Linked DNA regions of Homo sapiens: region 1 is linked to region 2. Evidence: read pairs that join two places in POLR2A ChIA-PET (ENCODE). Cell type or tissue: endothelial cell of umbilical vein. All regions are shown on one strand. Each heading gives the region's core, and the rest is flanking DNA. Links, peaks and the distances in the headings are about the cores only.

Region 1 (11,052 bases), core at 1,160-9,159, 130 kb after region 2:
AGTATGAACCCTTATTTTCTAGAAAGTTTTTAGAAATTTATGTTGAAAGTTTTAAACTTCAGTTATGACGAAATAACAATAGTTTTAAGTTATCTTCCATCGGTGATAAAATATAAGGGCTAAAATTTCATTCACTGTTAACCATGTAGAATTCGGGCATCTGCCAATACAAATTACAATACTAGGGAGAGCTTTGCAGACTTTGGAAAAGAGGCCCTTCCTTTGCCTGAAAGAAGGGTAGATTGGGGATTATAGAAAATTTGAGGTTCCAGACAGTATATTATTTCTCAGTTGCACAGCTAGCCACCTGTCTAGCTTTGCTTACCAGGTAATATCCAGGTATGGTATGCTGAAGCATGAGCAAGTTCCTAGGGATTTACAGCAGTGGACCAAGCATCTTGTCTTAGCACCATAGGGTCGGAGAGGAGCCTATGATGTTTGTTATCTCAGCCTTCAATGGAAGAGACAAAGCTTTGTGTGGTATTTTACATTTAGAAACTATCAGAAACATGTATATTTATATTAGTTTCAGAAATATATACCTGTATCAAGCCTGTTATATCAGCTGCAACAGAGATGTAGCAATTTAAAAATTTTAAGAGTTGCCTGGGTATATGAAACAAAAGATATATATAGCTTTAGCTGGGAAAAAATTTCAAAAATCCCATTGAGTTTAAGTTACACCTAGTGTTACAGCTCTTTTAGAATTTGTCTAGCAGACTTTCCAGTTTTTGCCAGAAAGCCCACTAATAAAAATTAAAAAATAAAAGTTACACAAGTGATTTACAATAAGTTTAATTTAGGAAATATCAGTATTTTATGATTCCCAGCTGTTATCTCAAACATGTTTCATAACCTTCAGGTTTACATTGCAAATAACTAAAGATGGAGTCTGGTGAAACTATTTGATAATAAAAGAAGCCTTATCACTTTTTACTGAATGGCAAGAAAACACCAGAAGAGTTCTTTGTGATAGAGAAGAATATAATCAAGAACAGTCTTCAGAGTCTTCACCTCCATCTGATTAGTCAGGAAATAGGTTCTCTGTTTAATTCTCTGGATTGCCTAGATTTTCTGTCAGCAAGAAGGGTTAAATTGTTTGAATAAATAAAGTACTTCTAGGTCCATTACATCTTAGTTTCCCTTTAATTAAAGCTGATTCTCAAAAGGATACTCAAGTTTCTGATTTCTTATTTTTCTCCTTCAAAAAAGGGGAATTATATTATTTTTCTATGCTTCTTAAAGTTTACAGCTAATTAGAGTCAGGACATCACATATACACACTTAAAACAGTTAAGAAATAAGCAAATGTGTTGCCAACTATGAAGGCCATATGATCTCAAAGAAAGGCTTGTGAGTTGGTAGAAAGAGAGTTTGAGTAAGTAGAGAAGTGGGCAGGCTGGCTTTCCATGTAGGAGGACTCCAACAAGCATGCTTTGTGGGAACTGTGGTAGGGACAGTGGCATGAGGATAACCAGAGTGGGTTCAGGGCAGTCCTCCCCGACAAGCTAAACCAAGGAGTTTAGATTTGGGGTGATAAGTAGTTTGTGTCTCACTTTACATTTTCCTGCACGTTTTTCCTAAGACAGTATCCTGATGACAGTGGTGTTTTATGGGAAATTAGTCTACTGCCATATTAAAAGTAACCTAAAGAAGGAGAGGCTTAACAAGAGTCTGGACCAGTAGTGGCTGTGGGAAAGGAGAAGAAACAATTTGAGCTAAGTAGGTGTCAACAATACAAGTAGTGCTTTTATATTAAGTTGACATTCTCTTTGGTTTTATGACTTGTAGTACCTTCTCAAAAACAATTGTGAAAGGTGCCAAAAGGGCAGGGAAAATGACAATTGGGCGGCAATATTTACTGAAGAAGAAGACAGGGACAATTGTGGAAGAAAGAGTAAATCGTCCTGGATGGAATGAAGATGATGATGTATCTGGTATGTGAAAACTTGAATTTCCTTCATTATTCAACTTTATTTCTTATATGAATAAGAGACTCAGATGTAGTTGCACTTACATCTTGATTCACAAAAACCTAGATCTCATGAGAAGATGGAAGCACTTACCAGCTTCTTAGAACTGGGGGAAAAATATTTTCCCAATATCCCATTGTTCAGGTAATATTTTGTTAAATTATACTTCTTTACTAAATTCATACAGCTAATTGGTCATTTTTATGTGTGTCTCATTAAAAGAAGAAAGAAGGGAACCCCACTGCATGGGAAATTTAGGTATAGAGTAGTCCCCTGTATCTTATCCTTCTAGAATAAGAATTTAAGGTAAGGACATTGAACATTTCAAGTTGAAGATTTCAGTTTTTGGTAAGAACATTGTTGGTGCTCTTAATCAAAATGGGGGACCTAAGATGAAGGAATACTTAGGTCATAAGAAAAAATACTTGCTAAATATTTGAAAGAACAGCTACAATATCTCTCAGTGGGAAAAATAGAGGCAGAAAGCTAGTAGCAAAATCTCTGAGTGACTGTTTCCCATTCTTAACCCAGTATCAAATATGCTATGGAATCAGCACTACAGAGAAGCTGATATAATGGGAGGCAGAATGCCATTACACCCTTTTTTTCCCCTCAGGATCTTAGAATCAGTCACCGGTGGTTTTGCAAAAACTACTACTAACAACAACAACATTTTAAAAAAGAAACCTCATCTTCAGAGAAAGCACTGGCTAACCGGTCTCCATTTTCAGTTGCTGGGATAAAGAACCTATGTGGGCCAGGCGCAGTGGCTCATGCCTGTAATCCCAGCACTTTGGGAGGCTGAGGCAGGCAGATCACTTGAGGCCAGGAGTTCGAGACCAGCCTGGCCAACATGGCGAAACCCTGTTGCTACTGAAAATACAAAATTTTAGCCAGGCATGGTGGCATGCGCCTGTAGTCCCTACTGCTCAGGAGGCTGAGGCATGAGAATTGCTTGAACTTGGGAGGAGAAGGTTGCAGTGAGCCGAGATTGCACCACTGCACTCCAGCCTGGGTCGGACAGAGCAAGACTCTGCCTCAAAAAAAAAAAAAAGAACCTATGTGGTTTTGTATGTATGTATGCATGCCCTGGGTGAGAACATGTACATACAAGCTTGCCTTTGGGGCAATGAAAATACCCACCATTATATCACTGAAATAACACCACACCCATTTGTTGGAACCCTGATCTTTTCACAGTCATGTGTCAAACCATAAAAATATTATCGCTACCCATCACTATTGACTCTTCTAACTCAATTTTTTTTATATTTCATGGAACAAAACCTATTATTCTATGATAATTATTCTACTAAAAGACCAAATTATATAATGTTCTTTGCTCCTCTGAAAATTAAAGGCCAACACAGAATTGATACCTGATGATATTGCATTGTGAAGTTCACAAATGGAAACATGAATTGAAGTTCACAAATTGAAACACTTAATTGTTGATGTTCTGCTTTTTTAAAATATATTTTAATGAAAGAGGGCCATATCTTTGCCTGCACATTAGTACTTTGAGTACATTTTCAAAAACTTTGAAAGCTTGATTTGATGTCTCTTACTTTCAAAATAAATAGGGAAGTAAATTAGGACAGTTTTTAACATGGATTTTTTTTTTCCCCAGTTAGAACATGCAGTACCAATTAGGAATGTTCTTTAAAAAAAAAAAAGCCTCCCTAAAATATTTGATTATTGAGTAAATTCTTCCACATCTAAAATTGTAAAGGATTCTGTAACCTGTGATTGTAAAACTGTGAGGGGATTTCCCACGTACACCACATCCTCTAACAAAAATATTTCCAGGAAAAAAGTGTAACTCCTTTATACCTCTCTGAGGAAATAAAGTTATTTTTCCCTCTAGTGAACTTCTGGTTAATCCAGAAATTTCTAATAAAAGTTTATAGTCTGAAAAGTAAACTGAAATCTGGATGATGAGTTTGTATAGTGATTTTATGAAAGATAAATTTTACTGATGGGTTAGCCTCTGACAAACTTTGGGTGTTTTTATAGAGTCCTAAATAGAAATCACTGCAATTTGACAATAAGCAAGCCTTCATGAAACAGAACAGTGTAGGTAATGAATTCAAAATTATATTGTTTTTAGAAATTATTTAAATGGTATTATTTTCCTGACATTTTTTAGTTGAATTACTGATATTTTATTTCTTGACTATTCATTACACTTTTAATTTATGTTTATTTAAGTGTGATTCCTCACAGAAGTTACATGATTTAATTTGTGATATACATAATACTTGTCATCCTAATATAAACCTGTCTTGGTGTAAGAGTCTTCTTCAAAAGTAGCGGGTTTGTTTTTTTTTTTTTTTGCGGCTGGGGGCGGGGTTTGAGACAAAGTCTCGCTCGGTTGCCCAGGCTGGAGTGCAGTGGCACGGTCTCAGCTCACTGCAACCTCCACCTCCCGGGTTCAAGTGATTCTCCTGCCTCAGCCTCCCGAGTAGCTGGGATTACAGGTGCCTGCCGCCACACCTGGCTAATTTTTTGTATTTTTAGTAGAGATGAGATTTCACCATGTTGGTCAGGCTGCTCTCGAACTCCTGACCTTGTGATCCGCCCACCTCAGCCTCCCAGTGCTGGGATTACAGGCGTGAGCCACCACACCCAGCCCAAAAGGAAGTTTTTAATCCTGTGCTTTGAGCTAATCATTTCTTCAATATCTGTCTCTACCATCCCAGTTTCAGATGAGAGTGAGCTCCCCACAGGTACTACCCTGAAGGCCTCAATTGCTTTGAGCTAATCATTTCTTTGATATCTGTCTCTACCATCACAGTTTCAGATGAGAGTGAGCTCCCCACAGGTACTACCCTGAAGACCTCAATTGCTTTGAGCTAATCATTTCTTCGATATCTGTCTCTACCATCACAGTTTCAGATGAGAGTGAGCTCCCCACAAGTACCACCCTGAAGGCCTCCGAGAAGTCTACAATGGAACAGTTGGTGGAAAAAGCTTGTTTCAGAGACTATCAGCGTTTAGGTTTAGGAACCATAAGTGGCAGCTCTTCCCGTTCAAGACCCGAGTATTTTAGAATTACTGCCTCCAACAGGATGTATTCACTCTGCCGGAGGTAAGTGTGTCAGTGGGCTCCAAAAAGAGGTCTTCCTTCCTTTCTTCTTATTTGAATCTTTAATAGGCCATTTGCATCCATAGCCCTGAGATAGATAAAAATGCCTGAAAATAAGAACAAGGTCTCCAGGATACGAGCAAGCATCTCATTGGCATTCTCGGAACAATTACCTTACTGAAAGTACCTCTAGTAGGTGAGAAGGTGAAAGGTAAAGTACTCACCCCCTATGAATTTCTCTTGTCTTTCTCTTCCCAGTTTGCTTCTTTTCTAGCATGACTAAAGATAACTTGAAGAACAGGATTTTCCCAGCCCAATAGAGGACATGAAAGTCTTTTGTAGGCTGGGGAGCCACAAACTCTTTCTATAAAGGGTCAGTTGGTAAATATTTTCAGTTTATGAGCCATAGAGTCTCTTGTTGCAGCTATTCAACTGTGCCGCAAAAGCAGCCACAGACAGTAAGGAAATGAGTAGGCATGGCCAGTTTTGGCCCACAGGCTATAATTTGCTGACCCAGGTGTAGGCAAGGCTTTCTTATGCGGTCTAATTGGAATGTTTTCAAGGGAATATTACTTAAAGGATGTAAATAAAGAGGCATTTTCTTTTTTCAGTTCTTGTCATCTCTCACTGTTTTTCAAATATGTTGAGTCTTATTCCATGCTTTACTATATGTAAATATATATTTTCTAAAATTACATTTTCACCATCCACAAGTTTAGTCATTTTCATCTCCAGGTAAGATTTTTCTTTGCATTTATAAATTCCTGCTTAAACAGCTCTGAAATCACTTTGTAAATTGTAAGCTTTGTACATATTTTAGAAAGTTATCTTAATGTTACTTTCAACCCTGTTGCTCTTGAAGATAGATATGTCATTTTAAATGGCAATTTAAGTTTACAAATATTAATATGAAACTTCAGAAACAAGTTGGGAATATAGTTTTGAGATTGTGGCCAAATAAACATTTTGCATGAAGTTCTGAAAAATTGGCACTCTGAGTATGCAGTAATTTTTCTGGAATTCTCCGTCATTCTAACTAAATTTTCTCTGAAGATGAGTCATGTTGTCGGGGTGTGATGTCCTGCTGTTTGGAAAGTTTGCTATCAAAATTATGCCAGCCATTGAGAAAACAGACTCATTTATCATTCCAATCTGTCAGAAGTAAAATAAAATTTTAATAGATGACTTATTAGAACACTGGTTATAAAGCATTTATGATGGTAAAAAGTAATATATATCCATTAAGTTATTAGCAGGAAGGAAATGGAATAATAAAAAATAATCCAAAAGAAGGCAAGAAAGGAAAAAAAAGGGGACATAGAACAAATGGAATAAATAACAAGTAGTAAGATGGTAGATTTAAATTCAAATATATCCATAATTGCATTAATTATTAATTGACTAAATGTTCCAATTCAAAGAAAGAGATCAGGGTTTGCTTTAAAAAAAAAAAAAAAAAAAAAGTGGCTGGGCTCAGTGGCTCACGCCTGTAATCCCAGCACTTTGGGAGGCCGAGGCAGGCAGATCACGAGGTCAAGAGATGGAGACCATCCTGGCCAACATGGTGAAACCCTGTGTCTACTAAAAATACAAAAATTAGCTGGGCATGGTGGCTTGTGCCTGTAGTCCCAGCTACTTGGGAGGCTGAGGCAGGAGAATCACTTGAACCCTGGTGGTGGAGGTTACAGTGAGCCGAGGTCAAGCTACTGCACTCCAGCCTGGTGACAGAGCAACACTCCGTCTCCAAAAAAAAAGCTTTCTGCTGCTTTTAAGGGACAAATCTAATATACAAGTATATAAAAAGGTAGAAAGTAAAAGGATAGAAAAAATATACCACGCAAAACTACCTTTAAAAAAAGTTGTTGTCACTATATGAATATCAAAGTAGACTTTAAAAGCAGTAAGAAAGGATGGTTGATAATGACAAAAGGTTTATTTTACACACAGCAATTCATTAAGATCAAGTGGAGTTTATTGTAGGAATAGAGTACTGGTTTCACATCTGAAAATCAGTCAGTGTAATTTACCACATTAACAGAATTAAAAAGAAGTTTATTATATAAAGATAAGCATTTTGCAAATGCAAAGTACACTTATGAGTTTTATTTATGTAAATTTATTTATGTAAATTCTGTATTTTTTGTCACATTTGTGATCTTTAGAAAAAAGCTCTCAGCAAAAGAGAGTAAGAATGAGCTCCCATGAGTAGCGCCCTGAAGGCCTCAGAGAAGTCTACAGTGGAACAGTGGGTAGCTCCTTAATCTTCTGTCTTAAAAATCCTACACAGGAAATTACTTATCTTAGAAATAAATAAAATATTAAAAGCTTTTTCTCTGAAATCCTGACAAGGATGCCCATTATCACCATTTCTATTCAGTGTTGTACTAGAGGTCTTAGGCAGTGCAAAGAGACTAGAAAAGTAATAAAAGGTATAAAAATTGAAAAGAAAGAAATAAAACTGCCATTACTCACAGATGACCAAAATGCACATGTAGAAAATCTGTAGGAATCTGCCAATAAACTTTTAAAATTATTAAGTGGATTTAGTACAAGGTCACTGATAAGGTCACTAGTACAAGGTCATTTACAATAATTATATATATACTAAAAACATTATTACAAAATGAAATTTTCAAAAAGTGATGCTATTTTGGTATTATTCCTACTATTTACAGTAGCACTAAAAAACATTACTTAGGGATGAATCTAATAACCAGTGCAAGACCTCTACATGGAATACTTAAAACAATATTGAAGATCATTGAAGAGCTAAATAAGTAGATATTTCAGGTTCTTAGATTAGAATATTCAGTATTCTAAAACTGAATTTCCTGAAATTGTTCTATAGAATCAGTCCCAATCTCAGCAAAATGTTAATGGAAACTGAAAAGGTAATTCTAAGAGTTACATAAAAATGTGGAAGGCAGAGTAGCCAAGATAGTCTTACAGAATAATACTATAGGATGTCAAGAGTTTTTATAAAGCTACAGTAATTAAGACAGTATAGGACTGACACAAGAATGGACAAACGGACCAGTGGAGCAAAATAGGGAATATATTAAACAGAAACACCCCAACATATGTGGATACTTGATTTAAGATAAAAATAACACTTAAGAGCAGTGGATAGAAGATGTTTTTTCAATAAAGGATGCTGGGAAAAATTAATCTTGACCTATTCCCATTGACCTATAGATCTATATGTAAAAGGTTAAAACAATAAAACAATAGGTTTGTTATTAAGGTTAAAGCAAATAAGCTTAAAACAATAAAGCTTCTAGAAGATAAGAGAATGTCTCCATGACCTTGAGGTATAGGGAAAGATTTCTTGGGATAGGAAAAACATTATCTATAAAGTAAAAAATTGATAAATTTAGAACTTCTGTATATCAGGAGATATCATCAAGAGAGTAAAAAGGACTATAAATTGGTTAAATAACTTTGGAAAGTTGTCTAATGCTGTCTAAACATTTAAACATCTACTGAACATATTCATAACCTAATTCCTAGAAATTCTCCTCTTAGGTGGAGTAGAATTTCTAACAGAAATACATATGTGCTCCCAAAAGACATCTACAAGAATGTTCATGGCAACATTCTTAATAATTAAAAAAACTAGAAACTACTCAAAATCAACAAGAGAATAGATAAATGGTATCATACTCACACAGTGAAATACAGTAATGAAAATGAACAAACTACACGTGAGTACAAATAACACGGATGGATCTCATAAACATAATATTGAGCAAAAGAAGCCAAACATGAAAGAATAAACTCTGTTGATTCCCTTTATCTAGAATTCAAAAAGAAGCAAAATTCATCCACATTGTTAGTCAGGATAGTAGTAATCTTTTTTTTTTTTTTTTGAGACAAGGTCTTGCTCTGTCTCCCAGGCTGGAGTGCAGTGATGTGATTCCAACTCACTGCAGCCTCAACCTCCCTGGCTCAGGCGATCCTTCCACCTCAGCTTTCTGAGTAGCTGGGACTAGGCGCATGCCACCAAACCTGTCTAATTTTCTTTTTATTTTATTTATTTATTTTTGTAGAGAAGAGGTCTCACTATGTTGCCCAGGCTGGTCTCAAACTCCTAGGCTCAAGCCATCCTCCCAGCTGGGCCTCCCAAAGTGCTGGGATTACAGGTGTAAGCCACCATGCCAGGCAGGATAGTGGTAATCTTTAAGAAAGAAGAATAAATAGTGACTTGGAGGAAATACTAGATCTTGGATGCTTGTAGTGGTCAATTTCTTGACCTAGGTGGTAGTGATATCACCTAGGTTTTGAGCATTTGTATGTGAATTATGCTTGAATTAAAAAGTTTCCACAACAGCTTCTGAAGCCTAGTCTACCTCTTGAGAGTTAACTGTGGAGCCCAGAGCTGAAGGCTCTGAGTAGTGGGTTAGGATGGGTGGCAGGGAAATTGATATCTTTCATTACGAAATGAGACTGGTACTGGGAGTAGCTTCTCTTGGTCTTTAGGCTTCACACAATTTGCCCCAGCATGAGGGGCTCTCCAGCTGTCATGCAAGCCCATGTCAGGAAGCAGGAGAGAGCCATAGATCTTGTATGTAACAGAGGATGGTCTGTGTGTAGTGCTCATTCACAGTGGAAGGAGATGGCTCACTACAGGGGGCAGGGAGTGAAGGAGTGTGCTCGTTCTTTACCGATTATTGAAGTAGCTCCTGGAACCATTAAACATTATTTCCCTGTCTAATACACATTGTATCTTGAAGCAAGTTGGGAAAAACTGATATTCAAGTGGAGATAGAGGGTCCTAATTATGGAACTGCCTTTTCAGTCTTCATGAGTGATTATGTCTATAGCTTGGTCTTTTCATCAGTTTGTGGTATTACAAAAATTCAGGCCACAGCTTCCTAGATCACCAAAGCCCTAGGCTTTCAGAATGCTTCCAAGTTATCATTGGTTAAGTATGGAAAGTTAATTTGGCATTCAGTAAAGTAGTTGAAGGTTATGATTTATGTGACCATAAACTAGATTTCCTTTCCCTCCTGTCAGCACTGGTTCTTATCAAGATAAGGGATAAGAAGTTCTGGAAATGGATAGTGGTGGTAGTTGCATAACATTGGGAATGTACTAAATGCCACTGGTTTGTACACATAAAAAAGGATAGCATGAATCCTAGCACTTTGGGAGGCCGAGGCGGGCAGATCACCTAAGGTCAGGAGTCCGAGACCAGCCTGACCAACATGGAGAAACCCCATCTCTACTAAAAATACAAAATTAGCCAGGTGTGGTGGCACATGTCTGTAATCCCAGCTACTCAGGAGGCTGAGGCAGGAGAATTGCTTGAACCCAGGAGGCGAAGGTTGCAGTGAGCCAAGATCGCACCATTGCACTCCAGCCTAGGCAACAAGAGCGAAACTGTGTCTCAAAAAATAAATAAAAAATAAAATAAATAAAAAGATACCATGGGCCGGGCGCAGTGGCTCACGCCTGTACTCCCAGCACTTTGGGAGGCCGAGGCAGGTGGATCACCTGAGGTTGAGAGTTCGAGACAGCCTGACCAACATGGAGAAACCCTGTCTCTGCTAAAAATACAAAATTAGCCAGGCGTGGTGGCACATGCCTGTAATCCCAGCTACTCAGGAGGCTGAGAAAGGAGAATTGCTTGAACCCCGGAGGCAGAGGTTGCGGTGAGCTGAGATCACGCCATTGCACTCCAGCCTGGGCAACAGTGAAACTCCATCTCAAAAAAAAAAAAAAAAGGATAGCATGATAAATTTTATGTTAGGTATATTTTCCCAAAATTTATAAATCACCAGCTGGGCACGGTGGCTCATGCCTGTAATCCCAGCACTTTGGGAGGCCAAGGTGGGCAGATCACGAGGTCAGGAGATCGAGACCATCCTGGCTAACACGGTGAAACCCCGTCTCTATTGAAAATACAAAAAATTAGCCAGGGATGGTGGCAGGCGCTTGTAGTCGTAGCTACTCGGGAGGCTGAGGCAGGAGAATGGCGTGAACCCGGGA
Region 2 (11,052 bases), core at 2,165-10,164:
ACATAATAAGGACTAGAGCAAGAACTGGAACCCATGTGTTTTGACACTTACGGCAGTGGGAGGAAGCAGTGTGTTTCTATTATATTGCTGAGGCATACTAGCTATATCATCTGCCTTAGCCCAACATTTTCTTTATCTAGGTCTGGGCCATATAACCAAAAAGAATTGTGGGGAGCAGCCCTAAGAAGTGATGGCAGTTGGCCATTTTAAGTGTCAAGAGGATGTATGGGAGGCTGAGGCGGGTGGATCACGAGGTCAGGAAATCAAGACCGTCCTGGCTAACACAGTGAAACCCTGTCTCTACTAAAAATACAAAAAATTAGCCGGGCGTGGTGGTGGGCCCTGTTGTCCCAGCTCCTCGGGAGACTGAGGCAGGAGAATGGTGTGAACCCGGGAGGTGGAGCTTGCAGTGAGCCGAGATCACGCCACTGCCCTCCAGCCTGGGCGACAGAGCAAGACTGCGTCTAAAAAAAAAAAAAAATAGGATATATGGGATAGTATTGAGTTTAATCTACAGCATGAATAACATAAGTTCAGTGGGAATAAGGAATTTTCTGGTCGCAAAGAATAAGTGTTAGAATTGGTCAAGAATAGTTGTAAAGCAGCCTTCCCTAGAGAACTTTATGAAAGAATGGATTCCATTCTACCTGGAGTGTTTGAGATCTAATCCTGCTTAACTAGATGACTAAAAAGTTCATGCCAACCCAAAGAGTCTACAAAAATATTAGCTGACACATTTAATTCAATTCTTGCAATCCTTATGTGTGTTCAGCATTGTGTCCCCCTCATTAAGATGCAGTGGGAAGAGCTTTAGAGTGCCTGCTGTGTGCCAGGCAGTTTCTAGATGCAGTAGGTATACGTCTACTCTCATGGAGCTTTATTTTATGGAGAGAAGGATAGACAATAAACAAGTTAAATAAAATGTAAAGTATGTGAGAGAGTGATAAGTGATATAGAGAAAAATATAACAGGGATAGGGAGTGTGTTGGGGAAGAGAGTATAATTTAAGATAAGGTGATTGGGAAAGGTGGCTTTTGAGCTAAGAAATGCAAGAAAGGAAGGAGGATGCTGTACAGATTCATGGGGCACAGGCATTCCAGGCAGAGAGAACAGTTAAGTGCAAAGGCTTTGAGTCAGGAACAAGAAGTTCTGTGTGTCTAGAGCAGAAAAAAATGAAAGAAATCATGGCAGGACACATCATATAGAAAGGCCAGATCTTGTAGGGTGTTGTAAGTTGTTTTAAGAACTTTGGGTTTTATTGTGAGTGAGATGACAAGCCATTGGAATGAACAGAACGGTTATGTGATGAACTGACATACTCTTAACTAGATCACATAGTCTGCAGTGTTGAATGAAGGAGTACAGGTGGAAGCAGGGAGACTAGGAGACTGTTGTATTGCTGTAACGTGAGGTGTTGACTTGAACCAAAGTGTTGTGAAACTGGCCAAGTTGTAAACATTTTAAAGGTCAAGTCCACAAGATCTGCAGAGGAATGGATAGTTGGGTGTTAGAGAATGGCATTAAAGATAACTCTAAGCTTTTTGTCTAAATGATTGGAAAAAATAAATGTGCCATTTACTGATGTGAGGAAGACTGAAGAAAGCAGGGATAGAGGTGGGTGAAGATTAAGAGCTGCATTCTGGACATAGGTTTAGAATTTTTTAAAAAATCCAAGTGAAAATATTGTATAGAGAGTTAAACATGTGGGTATGGGGTTTAGGAGAAAACTTGTTTAAAGAAAAAAACTTGTGAATTGTTGGTATTTTTATGGTTTAAAGATAGGAGACTGGAAGTGATCACCAAGGAATGAATGTTAATAGAAAAAAGACCCAAGGACTGAGCCCTGAGATATTCACATTGTTAAGGGATTAGGGAGATGAGAAATAGACAAAGATGTAGCAAGAAGACCTAGAAACCAAGTAAAGAAAGTGTTCATGGAAGAGGAAGACAGATGCCAAGCTGTATCAGATGCTGCTGATAGAGCATGTAAGAAGAAGTAAGATTTTGGTACTTCATGTTTTATGGCGTATATATGAATGTATGTATAACTACCCAGCTCGTGTCCCTGTAAGCTCCCACTCCCTTCCTGGTGATCTGCCATTGTTATTTTAACTTGGAGTAATTTTACCTATGTCTGATATTACAGGAGAATCCAAATCCTCATATGGCATTCCAGAAAGTTCCACGGCCAACAGAAGGATCCCATTTGCGAGTTCATATTCTTCCTTTCCCAGAGATTAATGAAGCCCGGGTTCAGGAATTAATACAGGAAAATGTTGCTAAGAACCAGAATGCACCTCCTGCCACACGAATAGAAAAGAAATGTGTTGTGCCAGCAGGTCCACCTGTTGGTATGTATTTGTCTGTCTGTTTTAAAAGTAAACTGTTTATAAGGATGTAAGACCCAAAAAGGAAAAGTGTGCAATTTGATGAATTTTCACAAAGTGAACAAACTCCTGTAGCTAGAATCAGAGCATTATCAATACTCAGAAACTGTTTCATTCACTGCCTCCCAAAAAGGGTAATCATAACCCAACCACTGCCACTATAGAATCTTTTCTTTTTTTAATAACAGCTTTATTGAGATATGTTACATACTGTAAATTCACCAATGTAAAATGTGCGATCCCATGATTTTTAGTATATTTACAGACTCATTCAACCATTATTACTATTTAATTTGAGAATATATATATATTTTATATATATATATATATATAGAGAGAGAGAGAGAGAGAGAGAGACAGACAGACAGACAGACAGACAGACAGACAGACAGATTGAGTTTCACCCTTGTTGCCCAGGCTGGAGTACAATGGTGTGATCTCGGCTCACCGTAACTTCTGCCTCCTGGGTTCAAGCAATTCTCTTGCCTCAACCTCCTGAGTAGCTGGGATTACAGGCATGTGCCACCTCGCCCAGCTAATTTTGTATTTTTAGTAGAGACAGAGTTTCTCCATGTTAGTCAGGCTGGTCTCGAACTCCCGACCTCAGGTGATCCGCCCACCTTGGCCTCCCAAAGTGTTGGGATTACAGTCGTGAGCCACTGCACCCGGCAAGAATGTTTTTATAACCTAAATAGAAACCTCACACCTATTAGCAGTCACTCCCCATTTCCTCCCCAAACCACCTTCTCCCCAGCCTTATACAGTAATCTACTTTCTGTCTTCATAGCTTTACGTATTCTGGACATTTTATATAAATAGAATTATACAAAATGTAATCTTTTATGACTGGCTTCTTTCATTTAGCATAATATTTCCAATGTACGTCTATGTTGTAGCATGTATCAGCATTTCGTTTCTTTTTTTTTTTTTTTTGAGACGGAGTCTCGCTCTGTCACCCAGGCTGGAGTGCAGTGGAGCAATCTCGGCTCACTGCAAGCTCCGCCTCCCGGGCTCACACCGTTCTCCTGCCTCAGCCTCTTGAGTAGCTGGGACTCCAGGCGCCCGCCACCAGGCCCGGCTAATTTTTTTGTATTTTTAGTAGAGACGGGGTTTCACTGTGTTAGCCAGGATGGTCTTGACCTCCTGACCTCGTGATCTGCCCTCCTCGGCCTCCCAAAGTCCTGGGATTACAGGCGTGAGCCTCTGTGCCAGGCCTCATTTATTTTTAAATGTCTGAATAATACTCCGTTGTTTGGATATATATCACATTGGTTATTTATCCATCAATTGATGGATATTTGAGTTGGTTCTACATTTTGGCTATTATGAATAATGCTGCTGTGAACATTTATGTGCAAGATTTTGTGTAGATATGTTTTCAGTTCTCTTGGATGTATACTTAGGATTGGAATTGCTGGGTCATATGGTAATTCTATGTTTAATGTTTTGAGGAGCTGCCAAACCATTTTCCAAAGCGGTCGTGCCATTTTAGATTTCTTTCGTTCTAATTTCAGCCACTGATACTGAACATTTTTTCATGTGCTATTGGTCATTTCACTGTCTCTTTGCCCATTTTGAAATTGGGCTATTTGCCTTTTTATTATTGAGTTGTAAGCATACTCTCTATATTCTATATATAAGTCCCCTACCAGATATATTATTTGCTAATTTTTCCCCATTCTGTGAGTTGTCTTCCTTTACTAACTTTTGTCTTTTTTTCAGCTATTGAGGAAGAAATATTAAAGTCTCCCATTATAATAGCAGAATTCCCTATTTTTCAGTTTTTCCTGTTTTTCTTGATATATTTTGAAGTTGGTTAATTAGATGCATGTATAAAATGTGAATTAGGTTGGATTCTCCAAAGGAAAAAAATTCCAGATAGTAAACATATTTATTACAAGAAAATATGTTTTCTGGCTGGGCGTGGTGGCTCACGCCCATAATCCCAGCACTTTGGGAAGCCAAGGTGGGCGGATCACTTGAGGTCAGGAGTTCAAGACCAGCCTGGCCAACACGGTGAAACTCCATCTCTACTAAAAATACAAAAAATTAGCCAGGCGTGGTGGTATGCACCTGTAGTCCCAGCTACTTGGGAGGCTAAGGCAGGAGGAGAATCACTTGAACCCAGGAGGCAGAGGTTGCAGTGAGCCAAGATCGCACCACTGTACTCCAGCCTTGGTGACAGAGCAAGACTCTGTCTCACAAAAAAAAAAGAAAAAGAAAAAGAAAATATGTTTTTTTCTAATAACTCAGCCTAAAGAAAATTTAAAATACTGCTAAAGATATTTTAGATTTAAAAGTTTATAAACATAAACACATTGCTCTCTCAATAAAGTGTGTTATTAATTGGAGATTGTAAGTTTTCTATTCTAATATAGATAGATTTTCAGTTAATGCCACCAACCTATGTGTGTGGGAAGCACCAGAGCCCACAATTATGAATGAGCATTTCAGAGAGAAAAGTCACGTGAAATAATCAGTTTAACCAGGAAATTAATGTTACATGATTAAAAATGATTTGAAGAAAACTGGTAAAATTCAAGTAAGGTCTATAGTCTCATTCATTGTATTATGCCAGTTGTTTTCCTGATCCTAATAAAGCATAATTATGAAAGATGTCACCATAGGGGGAAGCTGGGTGATGAGTACAAAGATCTTCTTTGTATTACATTTGCAGCTTATTGTGAGCATATAATTAGTTTTATTAAAAAGTTTAAGGCTGGGCGCGGTGGCTCATACCTGTAATCCCAGCACTTTGGGAGGCCGAGGTCGGCGTATCACCTGAGGTCGGGAGTTCAAGACTAGCCTGAGCAACATAGAGAACCGCTGTCTCTACTAAAAATACGAAATTAGCCGGGTGTGGTGGCGCATGCCTGTAATCCCAGCTACTTGGGAGGCTGAGGCAGGAGAATCACTTGAACCTGGGAGGCAGCCGAGATCGTGCCATTGCACTCCAGCCTGGGCAATAAGAGTGAAACTCTGTCTCAAAAAAAAAAAAAAAAAAAAAGTTTAAAACATTATTTGACGAATATAGGTTTTGTATTGATGAGATGAAAGGAATGCTAATGAGTAAAATATGATAGTCTTTCTTCTTAGGTATGGGAGAAGGTGAAGGGATTGTGCCTTTAGAATCCAAAGAGTAGCCATAAAATATAAGTAGTCTTTTTGGCTTGAGAACCATTGATACTATTCTCACTTATAAATGGGAGCTAAATAATGTGTACACATGGACATCAAGTGTGGAATAATAAGACGCTGGTGACTCAGAAGGCTGGGAGGGTGGGAAGGGAGTGAGGGATGAGAAATTACTTAATGGCTACAATATACATCATTTTGGTTGATGGATACACTAAAAGCCCAGACTTCACCACTATGCAGTATGTCCATGTGACAAGGCTGCACTTGTACCCCTTAAATTTATGCAAAAAAAAACTATTGATACTACCTCATTTAAACAAATGGCATAGTATAGTTCTTTGTGAAAGTATAAATTTTATATAAATACTACTTTCATTTATATCCTTCTAATATTATTTTAATAAGTTAAATTTATTTAGGTAACTAGCTTAGTAGCCTAGGTAATACACTAGAATTTTCTAACCCTATGGTAAAAGGTGAAAGGTGCTAGGTTTGCATGACTAAAAAGTGACTTTCCTAAGCCAGTGTAACAGTTCATTGATCATGATCGTTTCTCTTTGTTTGCACTACTTTCTTTCAAGTCCCCTCTACTCAAATGTGTAATATCTAATATTTTGTGGAATGTAGTTTTTCTTTGGTAATATCTTAGAAATATTAACAATATTACTAGTTGTAAACAAAGTTTAAAATAGATGTTTGCCTTTGTTTAATATAATTTTACTTTGCAATGTGAATTAGTTTGCATAAAAGTTAAGTGTCTCATTAGAATCTACCCTGTGAAATTATTAATCAGCTAGCCTGATACTTCAACACTGGAACATGTAATCAAAATAATGATATGGAATACTTTCAATGCTCTGTAATAAGGGAAAAAATAAGGTGTAGGTCATATCAACAGTTTTTGTTTGTTTTCTAATAAGAGATGTGGTCTCACTCTGTCACCCAGCTGCAGTTCAGTAGTGCTGTCCTAGCTCACCGCAGACTTGGACTCCTGGGCTCAAGTGATCCTCCGACCTCAGCCTCCCGAGTCACTGGGATTACAGTGCAAGACACCATGCCCGGCTAATTTTTGTATTTTTTGTAGACAAGGGTCTTGCTATGTTGCCCAGGCTTGTCTCAAACCTCTGGGCTCAAGGGATCATCCCACCTCAGCCTCCCAAATTGCTGGGATTACGGGTGTGAGCCTCCACGCCCAACCTACAGTCTTAAAGTAGTAGTCTCTTTGCTTTTGTAATTACCAAAGAAGTTTAATTTATTTGTGCTTTCTTTATATTCTTTTACTAGTTTCGATAATGGACAAGGTGACGACAGTTTTCAACAGTGCACAAAGACTAGAAGTTGTCAGAAACTGTATCTCATTCATATTTGAAAATAAAATTTTGGAAACTGAAAAGGTAATAAAATGTGATCTTTCCCAAGTAAGCATTTATCATTTCCCTTTCAGATTTACGTGCTGAGGTTACCAGCTTCTCTCTTCTTTAATTCTATCCCTTTTCCTAATAAAGTATCCTCTCATTGTTTGGATCATTTTAAATGAATAGTGTCTAAGATTTAAAGCTGTTGGGCCAAGCTTAATTATATGACCACCAGAAATATATTCATAGTAATTTTTTCTGTCAAACTTTTAAACATTGTTCACAAAACACTATTTTGGGATATTACTTAGAAACTTAAAATTTTTTTCATTTTATTTTTATTTTTGGAGCCAGAGTCTTGCTCTGTCACCCAGGCTGGAGTACAGTGACATGATCTTGGCTCACTGCAGCCTCTACGTCCCAAGTTCAAGCGATTCTCCTGCCTCAGCCTCCCAAGTAGCTGGGACTACAGGCACGCACCACTGCGCCCGCCTCATTTTTGTATTTTTAGTAAAGATGGGGTTTCACCATGTTGGCCAGACTGGTCTTGAACTCCTGCCCTCAAGTGATCCAGCCGCCTCAGCCTCCCAAAGTGCTGGGATTACATGTATGAGCCAACATGCTTGGCCAAAACTTAACATTTTAATATAATTTTATGTATTGCAAAGAATCTAGTTAGAATATGTAATGAATTATAGGAACTGTAGTATTGAACTTAAATGTGCCTCCTTAGAGCATGTTTTCTTGCCTTCTTCAATGAAACATGCTGAACATAATGTAACCCTTTCTTACTGACTCATTGTCATAGTTCTGAATATCTATTTTCAGGGGTTGGTTAAAGCATGTAGAAATGTTTACCTTTACACTGACTGACCCAGTGCTCTTTACATTTTGTGCTTTTTGGTTTCTATGTTTTCTTAGAGTTGAAGTCTTTCACTTCTTTTGCTTTCAACTTTCACATCCTATTTCTTATACCCACCTTTAGTGATATCATGCCCTCCTACTTCTTGTTTTCTCCTTTGTTCTGATTTTTTAGCTAAATAAGCTTATTATTATTATATGTGAAGTAAATTAACTAAGTCCTACATGGTGAACTGAAGGAGGCATCTTTATGGATGTGCCTGTTGTAAAGCGAAAAGAGTTTTAATGCATACACCTAGAGATATCTGTTTTTGCAACTCCGAGTCCTTTTTCTTTCCTTTTTTATGATATTTAAATGAGAAGAGATTGTAGAACTTTTCAGTCATAATTTAAAGCTGAATAGTGATTAAGCAGCCAACCAGTTTAAAAGTATGAAATCACTTGTATTTCTTATTGTTTTAATTTTTCTTTCTGTTCTTGCCATGGAAAATTTACTAGTTATAGAAAGGTGTCTTACGTATCTATGGCTTTGACTCATGATCTGAAGCAACAGTCAATTTGGTAACCAAAGTTTTGTTAACTTGAAGAAAAATAGTGAAATTAAATGTTTTTCAATTTATCACATAATTATCTTATATTTCTTGCTGGTTTACATATAAAAATAACCACAAATCTATTTTATAATTGTCTTAATAATAAATCACCTATTCCCTAGGAGTTTAATTTTACTAATAACTATGTTAAATAAATTATAGGATGCGTTTGAATTTTCAGGATGATTGTTTGAAAGTTGTTGTTTCCCCCAGTGGTACCATTTGGTCATTTGTACCTCTCTTGTCCTCAGACCCTTCCTGCTGCACTCAGAGCCCTTAAAGGAAAGGCAGCAAGACAGTGTCTCACTGATGAATTGGGTTTGCATGTCCAGCAAAACCGGGCAATATTAGACCATCAACAGTTTGACTACATAATAAGGATGATGAATTGTACTCTACAGGTAATTTGTAGTTCTTTCAGATTATTCCTCTTATTTGAGAATACTTTTCATTTTTCCAGAATATTTTGTAATTACCAATATATCAGTTCTTGAGCCTACCACAGCTAATAGGATGAAGCGTCAGTATCTCTATCATTTCTGTCAAATACTTTTTTATTACTTGGCATAAATATTAAGAGTTTTTGTTCTTTCTTTGTTTTCTCTTTGAAAATGCTAGATTATTTTACTAGTTCTGTAATATAAGCAAGTTCTTTGAAAATGAAAAGTCATCTTTAAAGCATTCAGTTATATATTACTTAATGTCTATAGTCACATCAGCCCTTTTCAGTCAGTTTTCAGTTGTCCAAGCAGAGGACAATGAATGGTGGATAATCCAAACGATAAATGAATTACTTAATTAAGTATTTAAGTACTTTGTGTTTGTAAAGCACAACAACAAAATTTCCACTTGGCTTCAAAATGTGTGTATGATCTTTCAGAAACAAACTTCCCACAAAACAGTGAGGACAATTTAGGAGAAGCTAATAATCTTGTTTCCTCATCCTGCCTCCCTTGTTAGAGAGTCTATGACATTGGCATTCTGTTGAGAGGTAATGTAAAGTTCCTTTCTCAAACATTTTGCACAAGGTGGAAATGTAATTAAATATTAAGACTTCAAAGATCATCCGTGGGACTCCAGACAAAGTAAATAAATGCATGTTAAATATTGGTACATTGGAAAGCAAGAATTATAGGATATAATTAATCAAATTTATGAAAGAAACAAGGCCTAAATAAATGAGAAAATGTATCATTTGTATGGAATGGAAGACTCAATATGTTAAAGATATCAATTCTCCCCAAAACAATCTACAGAGACAATGCAATTCCTATCAGAACCTTAAACAGAAGAATAAAAGCCTTAAAATTACCAATATACTCCTAAAGAAAAACAACAAAGCACAGCAATTTACCTTGTCAGGTATCAAAAATTTAGTTTAAGATTATATTATTTGGCCAGGCACAGTGGCTCATGCCTGTAATCCCAGCACTTTGGGAGGCCGAGGTGGGCAGACTACAAGGTCAGGAGTCCAAAACCAGCCTGGCCAGCATGGTGAAACCCCATCTCTACTAAAAATACAAAAATTAGCCAGGCTTGATGGCAGGCGCCTGTAATCCCAGCTACGCAGGAGGCTGAGGCAGGAGAATCACTTGAAACCAGAAGGCGGAGGTTGCAGTGAGCTGAGATCGTGCCACTGCACTCCAGCCTGGGTGAAAGAGCGAAACTCCGTCTCAAAAAATAATAATAATTATTATTATTTAAGACAGTGTAGAATTGGCACACTTATAAACAAATTGACCAACAGAATAAAATAGAAAGCCCAGAAACAAATGCACACATATATGGAAACACGATTTATGGCAAAATTGGCACCAGCAGTGAAAAGATGAGCAGTTCAATTAATAGTGCTGGGACATGTACACATAACATACCATTGATACAAAAAATGCATAGATACCTCCCACCACACACAAGAATCATTTCCACATGTATTAAAGACTTAAATATGAAGAGCCAAAAAAAGCTAATCTATAAAGCTTAAAAGTTTTCAAACATAATACAGGAAATATCCATATGAATTTGGGGTAGGGAAAGATTTGTTAAACTAGTCACAACTAGTGCCAATGTTAAAAGAAAAGATTGATAAATTTGACTACATTAAAATTAAGAACTTCTGTTCATTAAAAGATACCATAGAGAGAGGGAAAACATAAACCTCAGAGAGAGAGGTTAATGCTCCGATTACAAGAACTATAAGCCAGGCATGGTGGTGTGCATCTATAGTCCCAGCTACTCAGGTAGCTGAGATAGGAGAATCACATGAGCCCAGGAGTTAGGCTGCAGTACACTATAATTGCGCCTATCAATAGCCACTGAACTCCAGCCTAGACAACTTATCAAGACCCCATCTCTTTAAAAAAGAAAAAACCCTACAAATCAGTATTTTTTCAAAAAGACAACCTAACTTGAAAATGAGCAAAAGATTTAAGTATCTTAAAAGGCAGAGCCGAGAATGGGAGAAGAGCAGAGTTTCTGAGCGCACAGTGGCCTCCCCTCCTCTCTCCTCTCCTCACTCTCGCAGCCTACCTTTACCTACCCGCCTGCTCAGTGCCCAGAACACCTTCCACCATGACCATCTCAGCAAGCTCCCACTTAAACAGAGGCGTCAAGCAGGTGTACATGTCCCTACCTCAGGGTGAGAAAGTCCAGGCCATGTATATCTGAATCGATGGTACTCAAGCAAGACTGCGCTGCAAGTGAACCCAAGCGTGTGGA

What was found. ChIA-PET counts read pairs that join two places held together with the same protein. Peaks named below come from ENCODE experiments on the same cell type or tissue, not always from the same donor. Only the 100,000 strongest peaks of a DNase experiment are listed, where the experiment ranks them.
Region 1: POLR2A ChIA-PET joins it to region 2 with 10 read pairs; 4 of 35 experiments call an interaction of 5 or more read pairs at or near these places.

The regions. Positions count from the first base shown.
Region 1 is chr11:9,833,510-9,844,561 of GRCh38, reverse strand. SBF2 (SET binding factor 2) reads left to right here. Exons shown (of 40, transcript NM_030962.4): 25 at 1,792-1,937; 26 at 4,866-5,064. It overlaps LOC101928008 (a long non-coding RNA gene), which reads right to left and starts at 5,420. Exons shown (of 3, transcript NR_120539.1): 1 at 5,286-5,420. It also overlaps the pseudogene RNU7-28P. In endothelial cell of umbilical vein, for the core only: no CTCF peak of the experiment used is centred there; no DNase peak of the experiment used is centred there.
Region 2 is chr11:9,959,640-9,970,691 of GRCh38, reverse strand. SBF2 (SET binding factor 2) reads left to right here. Exons shown (of 40, transcript NM_030962.4): 14 at 2,147-2,351; 15 at 6,810-6,919; 16 at 8,586-8,735. It also overlaps the pseudogene GLULP2. Among named protein-coding and RNA genes, the nearest start is that of LINC02709, 210 kb to the right of the region's middle. In endothelial cell of umbilical vein, for the core only: no CTCF peak of the experiment used is centred there; no DNase peak of the experiment used is centred there.